7 separate regions of the Homo sapiens genome follow, and all the other regions are linked to region 6. Evidence: chromatin contacts called from ENCODE Hi-C or POLR2A ChIA-PET data. All regions are on one chromosome and are shown on one strand. Each heading gives the region's core, a stretch centred on a gene start or an enhancer-like site at or near the end of the contact. The rest is flanking DNA. Distances are from core to core; before and after follow the strand shown.

Evidence for each region. A loop is a pair of places that touch in the nucleus more often than their neighbours do. ChIA-PET counts read pairs that join two places held with the same protein, here RNA polymerase II (POLR2A). Pooled maps may share reads with other maps.
Region 1: a map with no recorded cell type shows a loop between it and region 6 (4-fold over the local background). The contact joins the enhancer-like site here to the promoter of GNG2 in region 6. A Hi-C loop is called at or near these places in 9 of 37 single-sample maps with no recorded cell type and 7 of 50 pooled maps. POLR2A ChIA-PET finds 5 or more read pairs at or near these places in 1 of 52 experiments (BJ).
Region 2: a map with no recorded cell type shows a loop between it and region 6 (3-fold over the local background). The contact joins the enhancer-like site here to the promoter of GNG2 in region 6. A Hi-C loop is called at or near these places in 3 of 37 single-sample maps with no recorded cell type and 1 of 50 pooled maps.
Region 3: a pooled map shows a loop between it and region 6 (4-fold over the local background). The contact joins the promoter of MAP4K5 here to the promoter of GNG2 in region 6. A Hi-C loop is called at or near these places in 1 of 37 single-sample maps with no recorded cell type and 6 of 50 pooled maps. POLR2A ChIA-PET finds 5 or more read pairs at or near these places in 1 of 52 experiments (naive thymus-derived CD8-positive, alpha-beta T cell).
Region 4: a map of CD4-positive, alpha-beta memory T cell shows a loop between it and region 6 (9-fold over the local background). The contact joins the promoter of DMAC2L here to the promoter of GNG2 in region 6. A Hi-C loop is called at or near these places in 1 of 168 maps with a recorded cell type or tissue (CD4-positive, alpha-beta memory T cell), 2 of 37 single-sample maps with no recorded cell type and 6 of 50 pooled maps.
Region 5: a loop to region 6 is called in a pooled map, with 6 times the contacts of the local background. The contact joins the promoter of DDHD1-DT here to the promoter of GNG2 in region 6. A Hi-C loop is called at or near these places in 8 of 37 single-sample maps with no recorded cell type and 8 of 50 pooled maps. POLR2A ChIA-PET finds 5 or more read pairs at or near these places in 1 of 52 experiments (CD4-positive, alpha-beta T cell).
Region 7: a loop to region 6 is called in a pooled map, with 3 times the contacts of the local background. The contact joins the enhancer-like site here to the promoter of GNG2 in region 6. A Hi-C loop is called at or near these places in 3 of 37 single-sample maps with no recorded cell type and 5 of 50 pooled maps. POLR2A ChIA-PET finds 5 or more read pairs at or near these places in 1 of 52 experiments (CD4-positive, alpha-beta T cell).

Annotation. Positions count from the first base shown.
Region 1 is chr14:50,812,232-50,814,931 of GRCh38, reverse strand. The region is part of intron 3 of NIN (ninein); the gene reads left to right. Among named protein-coding and RNA genes, the nearest start is that of NIN, 18 kb to the left of the region's middle. Within about 2 kb of position 1,276, at least 6 of the 41 ENCODE cell types and tissues checked have a DNase peak (open chromatin) inside an H3K27ac peak, as active enhancers do.
Region 2 is chr14:50,790,907-50,793,606 of GRCh38, reverse strand. It overlaps NIN (ninein), which reads left to right. Exons shown (of 31, transcript NM_020921.4): 5 at 726-895. Among named protein-coding and RNA genes, the nearest start is that of NIN, 39 kb to the left of the region's middle. RefSeq lists an enhancer at 1,482-1,531 and a silencer at 2,274-2,333. Within about 2 kb of position 1,331, at least 11 of the 41 ENCODE cell types and tissues checked have a DNase peak (open chromatin) inside an H3K27ac peak, as active enhancers do.
Region 3 is chr14:50,531,319-50,534,018 of GRCh38, reverse strand. It overlaps MAP4K5 (mitogen-activated protein kinase kinase kinase kinase 5), which reads left to right and starts at 1,450. Exons shown (of 33, transcript NM_006575.6): 1 at 1,450-1,571; 2 at 1,861-2,077. The coding sequence starts at 1,970. It also overlaps a transcript of ATL1 not described here. RefSeq lists a silencer at 1,127-1,756.
Region 4 is chr14:50,311,012-50,313,711 of GRCh38, reverse strand. It overlaps DMAC2L (distal membrane arm assembly component 2 like), which reads right to left and starts at 1,388. Exons shown (of 6, transcript NM_001382507.1): 1 at 1,323-1,388. L2HGDH (L-2-hydroxyglutarate dehydrogenase) reads left to right here and starts at 1,483. Exons shown (of 10, transcript NM_024884.3): 1 at 1,483-1,701. The coding sequence starts at 1,562. RefSeq lists silencers at 1,004-1,233, 1,294-1,423.
Region 5 is chr14:53,151,905-53,154,604 of GRCh38, reverse strand. DDHD1-DT (DDHD1 divergent transcript) reads right to left here and starts at 1,251. Exons shown (of 3, transcript NR_110062.1): 1 at 874-1,251. It overlaps DDHD1 (DDHD domain containing 1), which reads left to right and starts at 1,282. Exons shown (of 13, transcript NM_001160148.2): 1 at 1,282-2,344. The coding sequence starts at 1,507. RefSeq lists a silencer at 1,107-1,436 and enhancers at 2,257-2,456, 2,477-2,526.
Region 6 is chr14:51,859,250-51,861,949 of GRCh38, reverse strand. GNG2 (G protein subunit gamma 2) reads right to left here and starts at 1,338. Exons shown (of 4, transcript NM_053064.5): 1 at 1,160-1,338. RefSeq lists enhancers at 1,222-1,431, 1,218-1,719 and a silencer at 1,772-1,851.
Region 7 is chr14:53,107,686-53,110,385 of GRCh38, reverse strand. All of the region lies in intron 1 of DDHD1 (DDHD domain containing 1), which reads left to right. Among named protein-coding and RNA genes, the nearest start is that of DDHD1, 44 kb to the left of the region's middle. RefSeq lists an enhancer at 1,071-1,370. Within about 2 kb of position 1,270, at least 8 of the 41 ENCODE cell types and tissues checked have a DNase peak (open chromatin) inside an H3K27ac peak, as active enhancers do; they include CD4-positive, alpha-beta T cell, where a contact is called at or near this core.

The DNA.
Region 1 (2,700 bases), core at 27-2,526, 1.0 Mb after region 6:
TATAGTTTTGGGTTTTACATTTAAATCTTTAATCTACCTTGAGTTAATTTTTGTATAATGTGTAAGGAAGGGGTCCAGTTCCAATTTTCTGCATATGGCTAGCCAGTTCTCCCAGCACCATTTGTTAAATAGGGAATCCTTTCCCCACTGCTTGTTTTTGTCAGGTTTGTCAAAGATCAGATGGTTGTAGGTATGCAGTCTTATTTCTGAGTTTTCTATTCTGTTCTGTTGGTCTATGTGTCTGTTTTTCTATCAGAACCATGCTGTTTTGGTTACTGTAACTTTGTAGTACAGTTTGAAGTGGGTAGCGTGATGCCTTCAGGTTTGTTCTTTTTGCTTAGGATTGTCTTGGCTATTCAGCTCTTGCCACTTTTTAACCATATGAACACGTTATCTTAAATACTCTGAGCCTCAGATTTTTCATCAGTGTAATGGGAAGACTATTTCCCTTACAAGACTGTGATGAAGGTGGACTAAGATTTGTGTGTATCAAAGGCTTATCATAGCACCAAGGACACCGTTAACTTGCTGTATTTGGCTGTATGCTCCTTTCCCCTACCCTCTACACACCCAGAATGGCTCTTTGATAAATAGTGACTTCCTAGTAATGATTTACCAAGAAACATGGTTAGAGTGAAGAGTAGATTTGCTAGAAGTTCTCTTGCGTGGTGGTGATTTGAATTCATTTCCATCTGTAAACAGGATTCCTTGGACCAGTCTTGGAGTACAGCTTCATATAGTTGCTTTAGGTTTTATAAACCTACCTTTTAAAATAGCCTTTGCCTCTCTCTACATTGTCTGCAGTAAATTAAGTTACAATATTATAATTTAATAAATGAATATTAAATATAATAATATGAAGTTAACAATTCAAGTTACAATGACCTGAATACTTTATTTAAAATAAAATATAAGTGTATCTTTCATTATGAAACTGCCTCTTTTTTAGTCTATGTCATTTCTCTTTGCATAATGCTGTAAGCATTTTCCTGTGCATTGACTTCTGATAAGTCCATATTTCTGTAGCTGTTTCAATTAACACAGTGTTTTGAATCTTCTTTCATTAATTTCTCTTTATATTAGTAAAGACAAATCTACTAAGTTTGTATTAGTTACATAGACCTTTGTCTTGTTTCATAAACTCACCTTGTTCAGTGCTAGTTTGAGTTCTCCCACCTTGGGTCTATTTCCAGTAGTGCCTGCACACATGTGGAAACTGCATTTGATCTCCATGATTGCACGAGATGAGTTTATGCAACATTAGTTTCCTTATTCCACTTCCTGTTACAGGGTTTTTTTGTGTGTGTGGTTTGAATTTGTTTCTTGTGTGGTGCTTAAGTTCTTTTTCAAAAAAAAGCAAATTGCGTTTCTAAAAAAGCATTCATATGAAATGTGAAGAGGAAAAGTAATGAGGTAAATTTCTCCTAAGAGGTGGTGACACATGACAAAAAATATCAGACTTGACTGGTCTTCCTCTTAATTTAGTTTAAATGTCATGTGTATTTTTCGTCAGTCGTGTAATTTTCCCATTGCTGCAAACTGCCCGTTGAGGCATACAAGGTATAGGAATGCTTGTAAAATGAATGGCAGCAATTATTATTCAAATGAAGAGGTACCAACCAGTGTATGCACAACTTGGAAACTTGTTACCTTGTGAGACTTAATTGTATTGTATATTTATGAAGATTTCTACTTTTTAACAAAATACAATAGTAAAGCTCCCTTGGAGGAGAAAAATGGTACTTAAAACATTGCAGTTGCTGAACATAGTTAGCCCACCGGTGGGGGTGTTCATCAACATTTCGGTTCTGGGTTGTGTCCTAAGGGGCTTTTCCACCACATCAGTATTCATGAGCATTGATGGAAAATAGCGGTCGCCTCCTCCACAAGAGAACTATCTCTTTGAAAGATGAGGCATTTACTGCTATTTAAATCCAAGGGCCCAGTGTCTACACTTGCAAGAAGGAAAATAAAGATCAATGCAAGACTTAAGCTGCTCTAATGGTTTGGGCCAGCTGCTATGTGGTGTGTGAATTTTCGGACTGTTTGTTGGAAAAAGAGGAATTCAACCAAGTAGACGTTATTGGGCTCTGAAGAGCCTCTGAGTTAATAATCCTGTTTAATCTTTTATAGAGCCCCTTTTCATCTAAAATGAGGCTGATTTACTACATCATAAATAAATTTCGGAGACCTTTAATCTCTGTCTGTGAAGATTTGAGAGAATTCAAGCGTTGCAAAACTGTCCCTCTTTTCCTCCCTATTGGCCAAGTAGGACATGCTTGTTTATCAGAGGCCCCTACCAGCTTTTGTCTCTCTCAGGCACATACCAGCTTCTATCTTGTAGTTACTAATAAACCTTCCTCTCTTTTTCCCCATTCCACCCTTCCACTTTCTGGAATCTATGGGGTAGCTGATAAACTCCTTGAGGGCAGAGGTTATGTGTCTTCTTGATCATGTATCTCCTGATCCTGCCTTATACTTGGTGTGTGCTTTACACCTGGTGGCTTCGTGTGAAAGTTGAGGATTTGACTTCCAGCAGCAAGGGATTTCCCTGAGGGGTCAGACCAAGAGGGAAGTGGGCCTGAGCCAGGCAGGCTTGCTGGGCTCTGATGAGTCCAGTCAGAGTCCTGGTGCATGCTTTTTCTACCTCTCACCTTTCAATTTTGAGGTAGGGTCTCTGCCTTGACTGTGTCACATGAA
Region 2 (2,700 bases), core at 82-2,581, 1.1 Mb after region 6:
ACCTCATGCACATTCCTTTTTATTTTGTACAACACCGATGCTTACAAAGAGATAAAATAATACAATTTTTTTTACTGTGGTTTCACATTTGCTATTTTATTTTACTGTTTTTAATTTTACAATGAGATCTTGATGCCGGGTTTCATATACGTAACTAGCTGTCATTAATTGCTTAGAATGTGTTGTGTCCGTTTCTTTGTTTTGTCATCTGCTTGTCTGATAGATCAGAGAGTGGAATGGTTAACAGAGGAATCACTGAGGTAGGGGAGGGTGTTTCAGACTAATTGATGTGGATACTGAGTATACAGTGCTGATTTGGTGTCTGTTGTATTACCATTTTCTAAGACTTCCTCCAAGGTGTCTCTTTGTTAATATGATGTCTCCCCATCCTGCTGGAAAACCCAGCTTAATAAACAGAACAAATGTGACCCCTCACCTTTTCCTGACCTTAATCCTCTGCAATTAAGTCAGATCCCTTGCTGCCATTGTTGGATTGCTCCCGTCATGTGCAGATATATACTCACGGTCCCATAAATCGTTCAGAATTAGAAGGCGTGCTCTGCATCTGACCTGATGGCTCATATACACCCACAGCCACCACAATTGGCAAACAGTGGTGGTTTATTTTGAGGTTGGTATAAGAGGCTGTGTCCGATGGCTGTGAGTGGCAGCTAAGAACTGAGATTCTCATGTCATGTGGCCTCAACTCTTGTCTCCTCTCTCAGACTGCTCACTAGAAGCTCAGCCCAAATATGTTAGAGGTGGGAAGCGTTACGGACGAAGGTCCTTGCCCGAGTTCCAAGAGTCCGTGGAGGAGTTTCCTGAAGTGACGGTGATTGAGCCACTGGATGAAGAAGCGCGGCCTTCACACATCCCAGCCGGTGACTGCAGTGAGGTAAGGAATCGGGCATGCACGTTCATCTGGATCATGAGTGTGGAGCCCCACGTCAGTGCAGCACAGAGACAGGGGAGCTGAGGGGGTTGATGGCACGATGTGGGCTTTTCTCAGTTACCAACTCCTTGCTAATCTTATTACTTGCCTTTTGGACATATATAATGTTTCTATCTTTTGAATGTTTTTACCTCGTTTCAGCTTTTGGAGAGCTGACATTTCTGTGCATGCGTCATGTACACATTTAGAGTTCAGGTATTTCCACATCATCTGAGGTCTCCCACTTCTAGTTCTTGAATATCTCTCTCCTCTATAGCATGATCATTTTTAGTTATTTAAAAGGCGAACCAGCTCCTCCCCCTCCCTTGCCCCAAACTATAAAACAGCATCTGTAGCAGGAAATGAAAGCAACGCGTTCAGGCATTTTGAAAGCCTGCATCTTATCTTTTGTAGTGTGATAAAGCAGCTCGAACACTTGGTTTTTGCCTCAAGATACTGAGCCTGGGGTGCTTTCCAGTGCCCAGCAGTTGCCATGGTTCTTTCTGCTGGATTCCTTGCACCCAGGCCTGTCTCGTTCTCCAGCATGTGGAGAGTCGCCAGCCTCCCTCATCCCCCATCTTTTCATTTTGCATATTGCCATAATCTACCAATAAAGGAGGTTCAGTAACATTTTCTTTATTCTTTCTTTATGGCTCATTTACCAGCATCCCATTTATAGAACATGATTGAAAATGCCATGCTGAGCAAGCTGTAAATATTTCTTGCAAATCCCAGCTCAGACTGGGGCTACAGATATTTCAGATACTAATATAAATTGGAAAAGAAACAAAGCGCCTCAACTTTCTGAAAGTGGTCTGTAGATTGCCAGTGGACTCTGTGTGTGTGTGTGTGTGTGTGTGTGTGTGTGCGCGTGCACCTGTGTGTTCATTGTGGTCTAACATCCATGTTCAGCTTACTGAAATCTACAGGAAGCTTGCTCCCAATAATGGCCCCAGCAATCAGACATCCAGTGTCCTCCTCAACTTTCCAGAATACCCCAAAATCCAAAAATAACAAAAAAGAGCCCAAGTGTTGAGCCCAAGTGTTGGCAATAAATACGGAAATTTATAAGGACACATGACCAGTCTGCTGATCGGGGTCTGCATCATTTTTTTTTAAAAAAACAAATGACACTTGTCCTTCACCACAAGTGAAGCAGCAGTGGCAGAAATGTTATTGAGAAGAGAGGGAGAAAAGCAACTAAAAGAGAGAAGAGAGAAAAAAAAAACCCACAAAAGTGGTATAAGAGTAGTGTGGATGAGAAGTGACAGCTGAAAATAGAAAAAGCCAAAAGCAGAAAAAGCTGAGAACAGTTTCAGGAGTCCTTCTCCTTTCTTGGGTCTCTTTGCGAATTGAGATAGGGGTCTTTCCCCAGTAAAACACATATACTCATATGCACAAAAATTTTACATATACAATCTCAGGGATGCAAGTAATTTACATACTTCAGTTAGTACAGTGTTCGTAATAGTTTTCTTATTGTCAGGAAGGGTATCATAAAGTCTGTTCTATAACCCTGAGTGGTGTGGAATGTACTTCTTTATGAAAAAAATGGTTAAATGTCTCAGTACTTGAGCAGGTAAGTTTTTGTTATTTGGAAAACACTTTTAAGTTTAATAACTCATTTCCCCAACTATTTCAGTCCCCAGGGTATTATTTGGTACTAAGAAAGTAAATGCTTACTTTTTTTTTGACATGAGTTTCTAGTCCTCATCTAGGAATACGCAGAAAGCTGTTGGGCAGAGCTGACTTTGTTGCTGGCAACATGT
Region 3 (2,700 bases), core at 201-2,700, 1.3 Mb after region 6:
CAAGAATCTTTGAAAGAAGGAACTGTTCTTCAACAATTTTTTCAATGCAGCAAACACATAGGCTTTGTCCATGGAGCATGTAAGTCTGGGCTTACTTATGTTCCCCAAATAAGTGCCCTTTGTGTGTGGAGCACAAGAAAATACATATATGCCCTGTCCTGTTAAGGTGCGAATTTAATTTCTACATTATACAATTATCAACAATAAGGAGTATTGTCAATTACTCCTTATTATACATTATACAATTATCAACAATAAGGAGTATTTTAATTCTCAAGAGCAGAATTAAAAATTGGATGTTCAAAGCCACAAGCCAACATCTCCAACTTGCTCTTTTATGATGTTTCAGTCACTAAATGCAGTGGCTGAGTGTTATCTGGCTTTTCTGTTCAAATTCTCTATGAGGCTCTAGAAATAACTTAGCCAGTATAATGTAACACTGGCAACTTAATTTCTACCTTCAGAGCAAGACTGGAACTGAAACTGCAAAACAGCTTGTGAAATATCAGCCAAATTACTTCCCCGAACTCCTGTTCCATATATGCTGTGCATTGTTAAGTATTTTAAGACCTCTTATATTCGATAACCCCCCTTACTATCCTGTAAAACGCTTTATAAACACTTTCCTGGGTGTCAGATGCAAAATCTTACCCTCTTCAAGCTGCAGATAAGGACACCGAGATGTTGCCAAATATGCTGTTTTGTCCCAGAGCACATACTGAGGAAGTGGTAGAACCAGAACCAGTCTGTGACCCCTTTGTTTTACTTTTGCGGAACTCCTGGTCTCATTAAAGGTGCAATACCAGCGATGAGACACTGCGTGTGCCCAACAGGGACAAAGGTCATTGAGCAGTCCTAGGAATTCAGACTTTCAGAAATGTCTCAGAAGAACTAAGTAGAAGGCAGGTTGTGCAGGTGTGCAGTGCAGCCTCAAACTGGTACCACCGGGATCGGTTTGCAAAACAGGAAGGTGCAGTAGGGTGTGCCGGGACTTAGTTAACCTGGCACTCCCCCACCTCCTTCCCCGGCGCCCCGCTGCCAGGTTACTTCTGGCCCGGTGCCCTTAACGTACCTTTTCCGTGTTTAACTTGGAGGGCTACGTTCCCATCGCCCTTCTTCCTCTACCCGTCACCCTACAGGCCTACCTGACAAATGTGGGGACGGTTTAGCCAAGGCCCGTTGGCCCACGAATGCCCAGGCGTGTGCCTTATTTCTGAGAGTGGGAGGGAGACAGCCCAGGCCCTGCAAGGACGCGCCCGGCTAGGGGGGCGCGGTGGCGCGGTCGGGAGGGTGTTGTGTTCTCAGCAGGCCTCAGGGCGGCACTCTGGTTCTGCGGCCGGAGTGCTCGGGCGGGCCGCTGGGCGCCGACCCATGCTGGCTGGGAACGTGTCTCCCGGTGACGCAGCCCCGGGTGGGGAACGTGGTGCGGCGGCGGCGGCGGCGGCGACTGTACGCGCCTCCGCCGCCCCCGAGAGGACGCGCCGTGCAGCGGCTGAGTGGCGGCGGCGGCGACGGCAAACCCGGAGCTGCCGGCCGGCGCGCGGGAGGAGGACGCGGGTGCGGTCTAGGAAGTAGGTCCCGGGCTCCGCGCTCAACAAAGACGGGGCCGCCCCCATTAGGTACGGAGCCGGCCCTGGGCCCCGGCTGGCGGGGAGGCCTCGTCGGGCAGTTCGCGGGCGGCCGGGGAGGGGGAAGGGCCGCAGACCGAACGGGGATACGGGGCGCCGGGGGCCCTTCCAGGCCCCTTTCTCTTCCACGGCCCCTGGCGGGACGGAAGGGAAGGGGCCGGGCCGCGAGGGCGCGGGCCGCTGGGGGTCGTAGCCTGCGACGCCAACCAGCCTTTGCTCGTCCCTCGTGCAGACGGAGCTGCGGGCGGAGGCTCCATGTTGGGAAGCGGCGCCGTTCGTGCTTGTTAGCGGGAATCCGGGAGCCGCGGGGTGAGCTGGCGGGGGCCGGGCCCTAAGTGAAGATGGAGGCCCCGCTGCGGCCTGCCGCGGACATCCTGAGGCGGAACCCGCAGCAGGACTACGAACTCGTCCAGAGGGTCGGCAGCGGCACCTACGGGGACGTCTATAAGGTAAGTGAGGCTGGCCGTGCTTTTTTCCTGCGGTCGACTGGGTCCCGGGAATGGGGCCACTTTCCTGCGAAGTATTGGGGCGAGAGGAGGATGCTTTTATTGTTGCCTCTTGGGGAGAAAGCGGCCGGGGTCCCTTTTACTCGGTTCTGAGCACCCTCGACTCATGGCTTGTTCTAATCGCTACCAACAGGCAGAACTAACCACACAGTTGCAAACCGCTGTTGCACTTTTTTTGTGGTTTAAAGGCTTTTTAATAGGGCTTATTTATGGTATTGAAGGGAATTTGAATCTGCTTGTGGAATTACACCGAAGGATGCTCTAGTGTTAGCATGGAAAAATGCTTCATGGAAGATAGACAGGAAAGAATATTGACATTCAGACATTTGCATTTTTTTAAAAAAATTTGTTTCAATGGATGAGTTTGACTAAAAAAGCCATATGAAACCCTGTCTCTGAGCTTTAACTGTAAGCAAACTAATATTGGTGACATTTATGCAAGCATTATCCCATATAAAAAGATGCTTTTCCTGGTGGAAGTTTGATCGTTTGTTTTTGGTTGGCGATAAAAATGTGATATTAACTTGCTGGGTTTTGTTTTACTTTAGCGGTTCCTTTCAGGGATT
Region 4 (2,700 bases), core at 139-2,638, 1.5 Mb after region 6:
TGAATGTCAATTACCTGGTTGTGATATGGTACTAGTTTTGCAAGATGCTACCACTGGGAAGACTGGGTAAAGGGTACACAGAATCTCTATTCTTACAATTGCATGGAAATCCACAATTACCTCACAAAGTTGAATAACCATCTCTTTTTTTCATCTGTGATGGAACAAGCAGGCAATATTCTACATTGTTTTAACAAATAAAGCAAACTATGTACCACTGTTCTGGTGGTAAAACCCTTTAACCATAATAAATGTCATCACGTAGCAAATGCTTCACTGTGCTAAACACCTGCTGACCTTATCTCGTGTAATCCGCTCAACGGCCCTAAGACTAGGGAGACACTGCTATCATTCCTAGTTCACTGAGGAGGGTCTGAGGCAAAGAGGTGAAGTGATTTCCTGGAGCTACCTGACCAAAGACTGGAACCAAGATTCTTAGAGGCACACGAAGTCCTTCTGGTAATAAATCTGTATAATTCTATTTGTTATGTTCAGCTGTCCTAACCCTAAAAATTAAAAACTGCCATCAAGCATACAGAATGAGTGTTAGCAACACCGGCACAGTGACAATTTTAAAGAGTTAGAAGGTCCTTTAGAGATTACACAGCCCATCGCCCTCATTTTTACATAAAGGGAATCAGGTGAAGTGACCTGCACAGGTGAGTCGCTGCTCAGAGACCGCACAGCACATTTAAAACTGTATCTCGGTTCAGTACTCAAGAAAAGGACACAGACTTATAAATGGTGGCAAAAACCGAGCTGTCTGGTTCTTCCGGTACCCAGTGCCGGGTCGAGTACAGAGCAGGCGCTCCATATTTACAAGACGAATCAATGACTGAATGAATAGCACCGCCAGGAGCCCCATAAAAGAAGTCCAGAAGACTGCGGGCTGTCAGTCTTCGCTGTGACAAAGAGCCTCCGTGAGGAGCGAGGATTAGGGCCGGACAGGGAGCGCCCTTCTAGTGGACGCTCGACTGGGCTGGGGCCGGGATGGAGACGGTGGGTGCCCAGGCCCTCCGTCTACCGCGGGCCGCGTGCGGGGCCGAGCGAGGACCCGGCTGGAGCTGGAGCGGGGGCGGGGCGGGGGCGGGGCCGAGGGCGAGCCGGAAGAAAGAAGCCGCAGGGCCCGCCCAAACAAGAATTTTCACCGTAATCCCGCCCAGAGTTTCTCCCACGGCCCCATGTCCGCATGGCGGTGAAGGTCGAAGACGCGCGACCCAAAGGGCCAGGTTTTCAGTCAGCCCAGCGTTGGCGACGGGCGAGGGCAGAACACAACCACCACCCTAGTCCCGCCCGGCTCGGGGCCTAGCTTCTCTACTCACAGCGTCGGAGGGAGGGAGGGAGGGAGCGAGCCAGCGTCCCCGCGTCTGCGGCACCCTGGCCGGCCCTTCGCCCTCCGACGCGCGCGCCTATTGGCCACCGCAGCCTCTCCCACATGGGGCGAAGGCGCGCCACTTCATTGGCCCCCGCGTGAGGGGCGGGGCTAAAGAGCGCGGGTCCTCGGCCGTGGAGGGTCAAGTGGCTTCTTCTGAGCGCTGAGGGAGGGGAGCGTGCGTAGGGGATGGTGCCAGCGCTGCGTTATTTGGTTGGTGCCTGCGGACGGGCCCGCGGGCTTTTCGCCGGTGGCTCCCCTGGGGCGTGCGGGTTCGCGTCTGGGAGGCCAAGACCGCTGTGTGGAGGTAGCCGCAGCGCCAGCACCAGGTGAGTGGCCGCTGGTCCTCCCCGCCGCCTGCGCTGCTGCCCCTCGCGGAGGCACCTGGTGGTGGACCTGTGCCCCTGTTCGTATTTCCCTGTCCCGGGGTGAGAGCAGGTTGGGGTCCTGTGGCACTCCAACCTCGGATCCCAGGAGCTACCAACCTGCAGGTTCATTCGTTGTATTTACGGGCCGGAGGAAAGGCAGTGTATAGAGTAGAGGTCGGGAGTAGCTCTGGCTTTGAACAACCCGTCCACTTTCTGTTGAACTCTGGGCTAGTTACTTAACCTCCTTAAAGGCTCAGTTGTGAATTGGACCTTAGTCTCTCCTGTAGGTGGTCATTTGAAGGATAAAAGGACCTAGCACACAGTATAAGCAATCAAATATGCTCTTTATAAGCTGGAGTCTTTGGCGTTGCTTGGAAGATCTGAATACAGTCTTAAATCAGTTCCTGGCACACCCCGCATAGTGTTGCCCCCGTCGGAGGCAGCTCTTATGCTAATGAAAGCCCGCAGAATTCAGTGTCCTGTGATTTATAGTTTGGACGTCACATTCGAAACCATTGTCTTTCTCTGTCCTCTGTAGAAGAAACAGTTTGTGTGAAGGCTGTAAGGCTTGGAGAGGTTTTGGCTATTTTGACGACTAGAAGGTGGGCCATATGAGTGTGACTGAAGTTTAGTGGAAGACATATGGTGTGGAATGACCCAGAAGGACTACATCACAGCAAGGTTTTTAGTTTATTTTAACCACACGTTGACTTTTATTCTAAGAGCCACGGGAAGCTATTTAAAAGGGTTTTAAGAAGAGGCTACGCTTTAGGAGGCCGAGGCGGGCGGATCGCCTGAGGTCAGAAGTTGGAGACCAGCCTAACCAACATGGTGAAACCCCGTCTCTACTAAAAATACAAAAAAATTAGCCTGGCGTGGTGGTGGGCGCCTGTAATCCCAACTACTCCGGAGCCTTAGGAGAATCGCTTGAACCTGGGAGGCGGAGATTGCAGTAAGCTG
Region 5 (2,700 bases), core at 2-2,501, 1.3 Mb before region 6:
CACTAATTGGGGCAGAAAATCCAGCCTGTATTCTACTTGACAAGCCATCAACTCCAACACCGCTCTGTATCTGCCCACAGGAAGCAATGCCTTTTTTCAAATTCCTACAAAGGCCCTGTACAAACTTCAGATAGTCTTGATTTAAATAATGACAGAGTAATAATGTCTGACAGGTTACATCTCAGGAGCAAGAAAAATTGCCCTACCAATCTGATTCCACCAGAGAGTAAAAGAAATAGTGAAGACTGTCTATTCTTAAAATGAAAACACTGAGGTTGGAGATGGTTTTTCTCTGGATTCTCAACATAGGGTGATGTGCTTACAAAATAATTTTTTTTAAATAAAAAAGACCCACATAAGGGAGCCTCTGTATTCAACTTGATCCCAGAATATGAGTTACAGAATCAGAGATGCATAAAAATCTGGAAGAAACCTTAAAGTTCATAGAATTCCATTGCTAGAAGGAACTTTAGATATCATCTGGTCCAAGAATCTTAATTTTACAGATGAGGAAACCAAAAAGATCAGGAAGATTATGTGATTTGCCTGTGGATGGTTAGCAAAGCTAAATCTAGAACCTGGTTGTTTTCTACCTCTCAATCGAACACTCTTTACCACAGCTGGTTGGACTTGACATCATTATAATCAACTAAGACTGATTGCGCACCCACTGTGTGGGAGAGGCTGACATGGACTTGGTTTCCATCAAGGGCCTAGCAATGAGGTTGAGAAAACAGGAAATCCAAGCATCAAAAGATAAGTAATAATATGAGATGGCATATGAAGCAAGGTTTAGATTCCAGTTTCCCAGTGGGAGTGGTGACACCAAGGTGAGTGATGGGTGTGGGGTGGAGTGCCCTCGTATCCACCCACCTATGCGTCCTGGTTCTGTCTGGAGGCACCAGGGCCAGGTGACAAAACGTCCAGGCGAGGCCGCAGTAGGGCCTAAGGTCAAAAAGAGCAATGCTGAATCCTACATCCTGGGGCCCTCCTAACACGTAGCTTAAGGCTCTGGGCTCATGACCCACATTGTAAGGATGAGTGGGGTAAAGCCTATCCACATCTGGGCTGTGAATTCCAGAAGCGGGGGACCGAGGCAGCTGTGCATGAAGACCGCAAGGAAGGAGGAAGGGAGCCGAGGAGGCCCAAGAGCGGCGGGCGACCTGACACCACCCTGCCCTCCCAGCCAGAGGGGCAGGGGGGAACCCCGCGCGCGGCGCCGGTGCAGCCCGGGCTTCCGGGGCGGCGCACGCGGCCGGGGGGCGGGGCGGGGGCCGAAGCACCGCCTACGTCGGGCTGCGTGACAATGGGGCCGGCGGCAGAACGCAGCTGCGGCGGCTGCGGGTCTCGTGGGGGCGGAGCGGTCGCCGCTGCCGCCGCAGCTCGGGTCGGGATTTGAAAGATTAGAAACTTCGGGTGGAGAGGGCGGCGGCGTTGAATGTGTGGCGGAAGCGCTGGGGGTCACGGCTCCGCGCGCCGCCGGACAGCCGGCGGCGTCTCCACAGCATGAATTACCCGGGCCGCGGGTCCCCACGGAGCCCCGAGCATAACGGCCGAGGCGGCGGCGGCGGCGCCTGGGAGCTGGGCTCAGACGCGAGGCCAGCGTTCGGCGGCGGCGTCTGCTGCTTCGAGCACCTGCCCGGCGGGGACCCGGACGACGGCGACGTGCCCCTGGCCCTGCTGCGCGGGGAACCCGGGCTGCATTTGGCGCCGGGCACCGACGACCACAACCACCACCTCGCGCTGGACCCCTGCCTCAGTGACGAGAACTATGACTTCAGCTCCGCCGAGTCGGGCTCCTCGCTGCGCTACTACAGCGAGGGTGAGAGCGGCGGCGGCGGCAGCTCCTTGTCGCTGCACCCGCCGCAGCAGCCTCCGCTGGTCCCGACGAACTCGGGGGGCGGCGGCGCGACAGGAGGGTCCCCCGGGGAAAGGAAACGTACCCGGCTTGGCGGCCCGGCGGCCCGGCACCGCTATGAGGTAGTGACGGAGCTGGGCCCGGAGGAGGTACGCTGGTTCTACAAGGAGGACAAGAAGACCTGGAAGCCCTTCATCGGCTACGACTCGCTCCGCATCGAGCTCGCCTTCCGGACCCTGCTGCAGACCACGGGTGCCCGGCCCCAGGGCGGGGACCGGGACGGCGACCATGTGTGCTCCCCCACGGGCCCAGCCTCCAGTTCCGGAGAAGATGACGATGAGGACCGCGCCTGCGGCTTCTGCCAGAGTACGACGGGGCACGAGCCGGAGATGGTGGAGCTTGTGAACATCGAGCCTGTGTGCGTGCGGGGCGGCCTCTACGAGGTGGATGTGACCCAAGGAGAGTGCTACCCGGTGTACTGGAACCGTGAGTAGCGGGCCGGGGTTAGGGCAGGACGGGCTGCCCCTGCATGGGCCGATGCGCACCGGTGTGGGTTTGGGACTGGTCGCCGCGAAGAGGGAGGCGCGTGAGGCCTGGCGTTTGGCTGGGGCAGGATGGAGATTGAGCAGGGAGCGTCGGCAGCTGAAGGGTAAACGAGCAGATGGCAAAACCCAAGCTGCCTGGGGTCAGGAGGACTGGATACCTTCGGGGGTAGCGCCTCCTGGGTGAGCCGGGTGCTGCTGCCATCCCCTGGAAGTGATCCAGGACCGGATCCGCAGCCCGAGGTTTAATTTCGTGATCCTACCAGCTTTGTCCACCTGGGGATCTGGTTCTGTCTCATT
Region 6 (2,700 bases), core at 89-2,588:
ATAAGCAGTTTTTTCTCTTTCTTTTGAAAAATTATCTCCTTTCATTATAGAAACTCTAGAAGAAAAACCCTTTTATCAATGACTACTTACTGCTTAACTGTACTTTCTGTTGAAGATTAAAAAAGCTTAATTCTTTAAATCGTGCTGCATGAGGGTATTAAACTCCCTAATATATCCTGTCAGAGGAATCTCACAATCTCAGTTCTCATCTGCTAGACCTATTTAGTGTACTTTTACATATCATTCATAAATATGAACAAGTCATAGACCCAGGCTCTCATTAAGAACATCCTTTGCTCAAGAAAATCAAAGAATAAAAATCATGTTCTGGTTTTACTACTTCAGTCTATCTACCAGATATTCGCGTAAGGAAACAACCCAGCTGCACTTTTTTATTTTGTCCCTCACCGAGGCTAACATGCACCTTGACCTAGAGGTGAATAAAATGCATATAAACATAAAATCCATGCATATGCTAGTATCTGATTCTGGACAAGTTACTGGCCTTAAACCCGCCACGCTCCTTTGAACAAGGATGCAACTTTAGGATAAGACCTACTGGCAAATGATAGCTGTGTCTGAGGTTATCCTGAAAGCAGCTGCACAAGCTGAGGGAGGAAGACACTGTTTTTTAATGGTAAATACTGCCCCTCACATACGCAATTCAAGCCTTTGTTGGCAAAATCTAAGTACAAAAGAATTTAACTCCCCCAAAAGCCAAATCACAGCCATTATTTTTGCAAAACAGAAGATATCCCAGTGCAATGTGTAAGAAAGAGAATGCAATTAATATTTTACACCACTCACTCCCCTAAAACAAGGGGACTGCCGGGCTCCGATGACCAGACCACAGCTTCACAGCCCCAGATGGATTTCGACTCAGCCCTGGTTTTCCTCCGAGAGAACTATACAAACAGCTTCTTGTATTTAGCATGTTGGCCTGTTTAGTCATCAAATCTAAGCACTGATGATGAGGTTTTTTTAAATCAAATGTGTCATAAATGTGGTTATTCTCAAAGACCCTTCCAAAAGAATCTAATCATTTCCCCTAGTCCTGAAGCGATGTCTCTATCATCCCTTAGAAATCGGACCTTAAAACCACAAGCGACGGTCGTTTTTCTCAATTAAAAACGAGCAACATGGAAAACGTTTCATTTACCTTAGCTCCCGAGGCTTGGTCCGAGGAGCGTGGTTTTCCCCTCTCCGGAGCTGATCTGTGCAGGCGAGCTCCGGCGCAGCCCAGCCCAGCCCAGCCCAGCCCAGCAGTAGTAGGAGTTGCCCACGGAGCGCGGCGGCAGCGTTGTGAGTATGTGTAGCAGCGGCTGCAGCCCAGGGACTAGTCCCCACCCAGCTTTGTCTTCAATCAACGTTCTTTCTACAGGAAGCAGCGCATCTCCCACTTCCTCCTCTTCTTGGTAGCTGTTAGCGGCTTGCTTCTTTTCCCTCTCATTTCCATTTCAGGGCTTACTCTGGTGGTTTTGTCTGCTCCTGGGCTGCTGACAGTGATTTGACTTTAATCCCCCTTCTCCCTTTGTTCAAGTCCCTCTGGTGCTGTCTGTTCCTTCCTTCCCCTTTTCTCATCCCCCCACGGTCACCTCCACGACAGCTTCCACACACTGCTCAGTCGGCCCCCTTCCTGGCACACTGCCTGCTTTTTTAGCCTGAACCTGGCTTGTTGCTATTGTTGTTCTTGCTGTTGTTGTTTCTACTGCTGCTGCTGTTTTTTTTTGGGTCAACATCCCCTGGCCAGGTTCTGGCCCCCGAGATCCCACACCAGCCTCCACTGTTCCTCCTGATTTACTGTGGTCCCCATCAAGCCAGCTAGCTGGGAGCTTGCAGCTTGCAGCTTGCAGCTTCTCACTGCAGCATTTTTCTCTGTGGCCAACATTTCAGAGGCTTCATTTCTCCAAGGTCCCACTACCACTGAGATCTTACTTAACCCACATGCTCAGAAAAGAATGGCCCTGATAAGTATTCTTATGGGGCACGGGAACTAAACCAAGTTGGCAATGCTACCTATAGGCCTAATAGTGAGGACTATTCCCAAAAGATTCTCATAGATGGGAAGGAATGAGGTGGTGCTGAATGCTGCACATTCCCAACAGAGAAACTGAATACTCCTCTCCCCATTCCACACACACTAGTAGGGCTGAAGGACCCTCATGATCCTCCAGTCCCTTCCCTTCATCTTAGGAGGTAATATCGTAGAACCCACCAGGGTAGAGCCTGCAAGCTGTCTCTGTCTGCCAGAATTTCAATCCAAATTGCCATTAATGACTGTATGAACTTGGGCAAATTATTTAACATCTATGTGCCTCAGTTTCCTCATCTGCAAAACATAGTTGATGATAGTCATGCTCTACATTGGAAATATGAGGATTAAATGAGATGGTATACAAGGTGCTAATAATAGTTCTGGGGATATAGGACGTATTCGGCACATATTAACTCTTATTATTTTTAGAGGATGTTGGGCCTCACATTCAGCAAGTGATTTCGCCAGTCAGCAGCCGAACCCTCACCAGTACTTGGTTTTCCAATTCCTCACTATTAGTATGTTCACAATTGAGCCCAGATGCTTTAATAACAATTTATTCAACGTGTGAGTCATTCTCCCCCTAGTACTAACACAAGGTACTTTGGGGAAGCTACAGATTAAACATGAGATGGGGGAAGGGGAATCCTGTTCTAGTGTCCAGG
Region 7 (2,700 bases), core at 21-2,520, 1.2 Mb before region 6:
AAGGGAATCTGAATGTATGTGCATGTACTTACATATACACTTGCTTGTGAGTAGGCATTGGGTAATGGTGGTGAGAGTGTTGTAGAGTTGAAACTAGGGATACTGAGTTTACGTAGGAGGCTTCTGAAATAAAACAAGAAATGATTAGTGTGAACTCAAATAATGACTGTAGGCCTGATAAACAAGGGATGAATTTGAGAGTGATTTAGGAGATGGAATAAACAGCATTTAGTGTCCAGTTGTAAGAAGTACTTGAGGAGGCAGCATCTTGGATGACTCCCAGGTTTCTGCCTTGGGTAGCCACCTAAATACTGTCAGCTTTCCATTCACTGTGATAGGGAATGCAGGTGGAAAAATGGGTGTGTGTTTTGTTTTGTTCAATTTTTTTCCAGGAAGCTAAGGGTTTCATGACTATTTGTGGTTGAACACCAGTAAAGAACCTCTACTGCTTGGGAGGTGAGAACTAAATGAGAGCTGAAAATGCATTTTGTATTTGAGAGTATAGGTTGTATTATGTAGTAGAAAGAGCTTGAATGAACTTTGAACTCAAACTTTGGTTGGAATCTTGGTTCTCACATTACTAGTAGCTATGTGCCTTTAAGCAAATTATTTAGTTTCACTAAGACTTAGCTTATTCATTTGTAAAGTTGGGAGAATGATAGCCTTTTAAGATTATTGTTAAATGAGATGAGCTTCTGGGTCTGGAAGATAATGGCAACTGTCCAAATCTAAATCTCTCCGCATGTCCTCCCCAAAAGCTGTAAGAACAAAAGGACTCCACACACACATGCACACACACATATATATACACAGAAACCATACATAACTGACACTTTCAGCACTACCGCAAGACAGATGATACCATGAATTTTTAATTACCTTTATACAAGGAAATAGCACATTACAATGGTTCCTGTTGCTGCTACAAACCTGTGAGTGGGAAGAGCTGGGTAAGGAAAGGCTTAAGAGACTGAGAAAATAGGAGAAGGGAACAGAGGTTAAAATAAACCACAGGCAACATCACCCTCAGAAAAAGTCCTCAGCGTTGCCAGGTACAAAGACAGGCCTAGGACTTGGTAATTTATAGAACTAGCTACAGGAAGCTGTATGAAAGTGAGAGGGGCCACAAGCAGCAGCTTCAGAGTAGCATTGCTCCTAGAAGAGACAGAGAAAAGAACGACACCTCTTGGAGGCATGGCAGCAAGAGGAAAGGAAGGAAGTGGGGATAAAATTGAGGCTTCTAGAGAAATGAAAGAGAAACAAGGCACGGCAACCCAACCCCCACCCAACAACTCCACCGTAACACCGTCCATTATAGGCGCTCCTCTTTACTAATCTGCAGAAGTGAATGCTCTTAAACTAAGAACCCAAGAACCCTATGCTCAAGAATAGAAATGAATCAAATGCTACACAAAGCTACTTTAAGAGGAATATAAAAATTTGAAAGAAAGTGTTTCAGTTGATAAAACTTCTCCCCAAAAAAGCAAATGCAAAGGGAAAGGGCATCTCAGTGCTCCAACCAAATAAAATATTCTCAAACAAATCTGTGAACATACTACAAAAACCACAAACTTAGAAGCAGAAATCTAAACTCTGACATGAAAAGAAGTGAAAAAGGAAGAAGTGCAACAAAATTTGATTGAACACAGGAAAGAAATTGAAGAGAAAGGCAAAGCCATCTCGGGAGACTACAGTAATCCAGCTTTATAGCTGTGGTTTCGCTTTCTGCAGTTTCAGTTAGCCACAGTCAACTAGAGTCCAAAAATATTAAATGGAAAATTCCAGAAATAAGCAATTTTAAATTGTTTTTGTTTTTTGGTTTTGGTTTTTTTGAGACAGAGTCTTGCTCTGTCACCCAGGCTGGAGTGCAATGGCACTGTTACCAGGGGTCCTTGCTCCCAGAGCTCCCAAGATGGCAGCGGGCTGCTTCCAAGCTTGTGGCAAGTCTCACGTTCTCTGACCTGGGGTTCTTGGCCTCACGGATTCCAAGGAGTGGAATCTTGGGCCATGCAGTGAGTGTTATAGCTGTATTAGAAGCCGTGGGTCACGGAAGAGAACCTTGGAACCCAGTGACTAGTGTTCAGCTCAATTAGGATGAACCCGGGCACTTAGCTGTGCAGGAACAATGGCAAGCCTTTAGCCCAGTCGGGAAGAGCAGTGGGCGCCTCGCTGGATCAGGAGCACAGCAGACACCCTGCCGGATCCGGAGGGATGGAAGTCAGCGGCAGGTCTGCGATGGTGGCAAACAGCAGTGGTGGATGGGGAATGAAAGCTCAGCTCGAGCCGTAACAAACACGGACCAGAAAAGAGTGCAGTTGCAAGATTTAATAGAGTGAAAACAGAGCTCCCATACAAAGGGAGGGGACCCAAAGAGGGTAGCTGTTGCTGGCTTGAATGCCTGAGTTTATATCCTGATCATTGTCCCTCCCGCTGTGCTCTCAGGCAATAGATGATTGGCTATTTCTTTACCTCCTGTTTTTGCCTAATTAGCTTTTTAGTGAGCTCTCTTTACTACCTGATTGGTCGGGTGTGAGCTAAGTTGCAAGCCCCGTGTTTAAAGGTGGATGCAGTCACCTTCCCAGCTAGGCTCAGGGATTCTTAGTCAGCCTAGAAAATCCAGCTAGTCCTGTCTCTCAGCACGATCTCAGCTCACTGCAACCTCCGCCTCCCGGGTTCAAGTGATTCTCCTGCCTCAGCCTC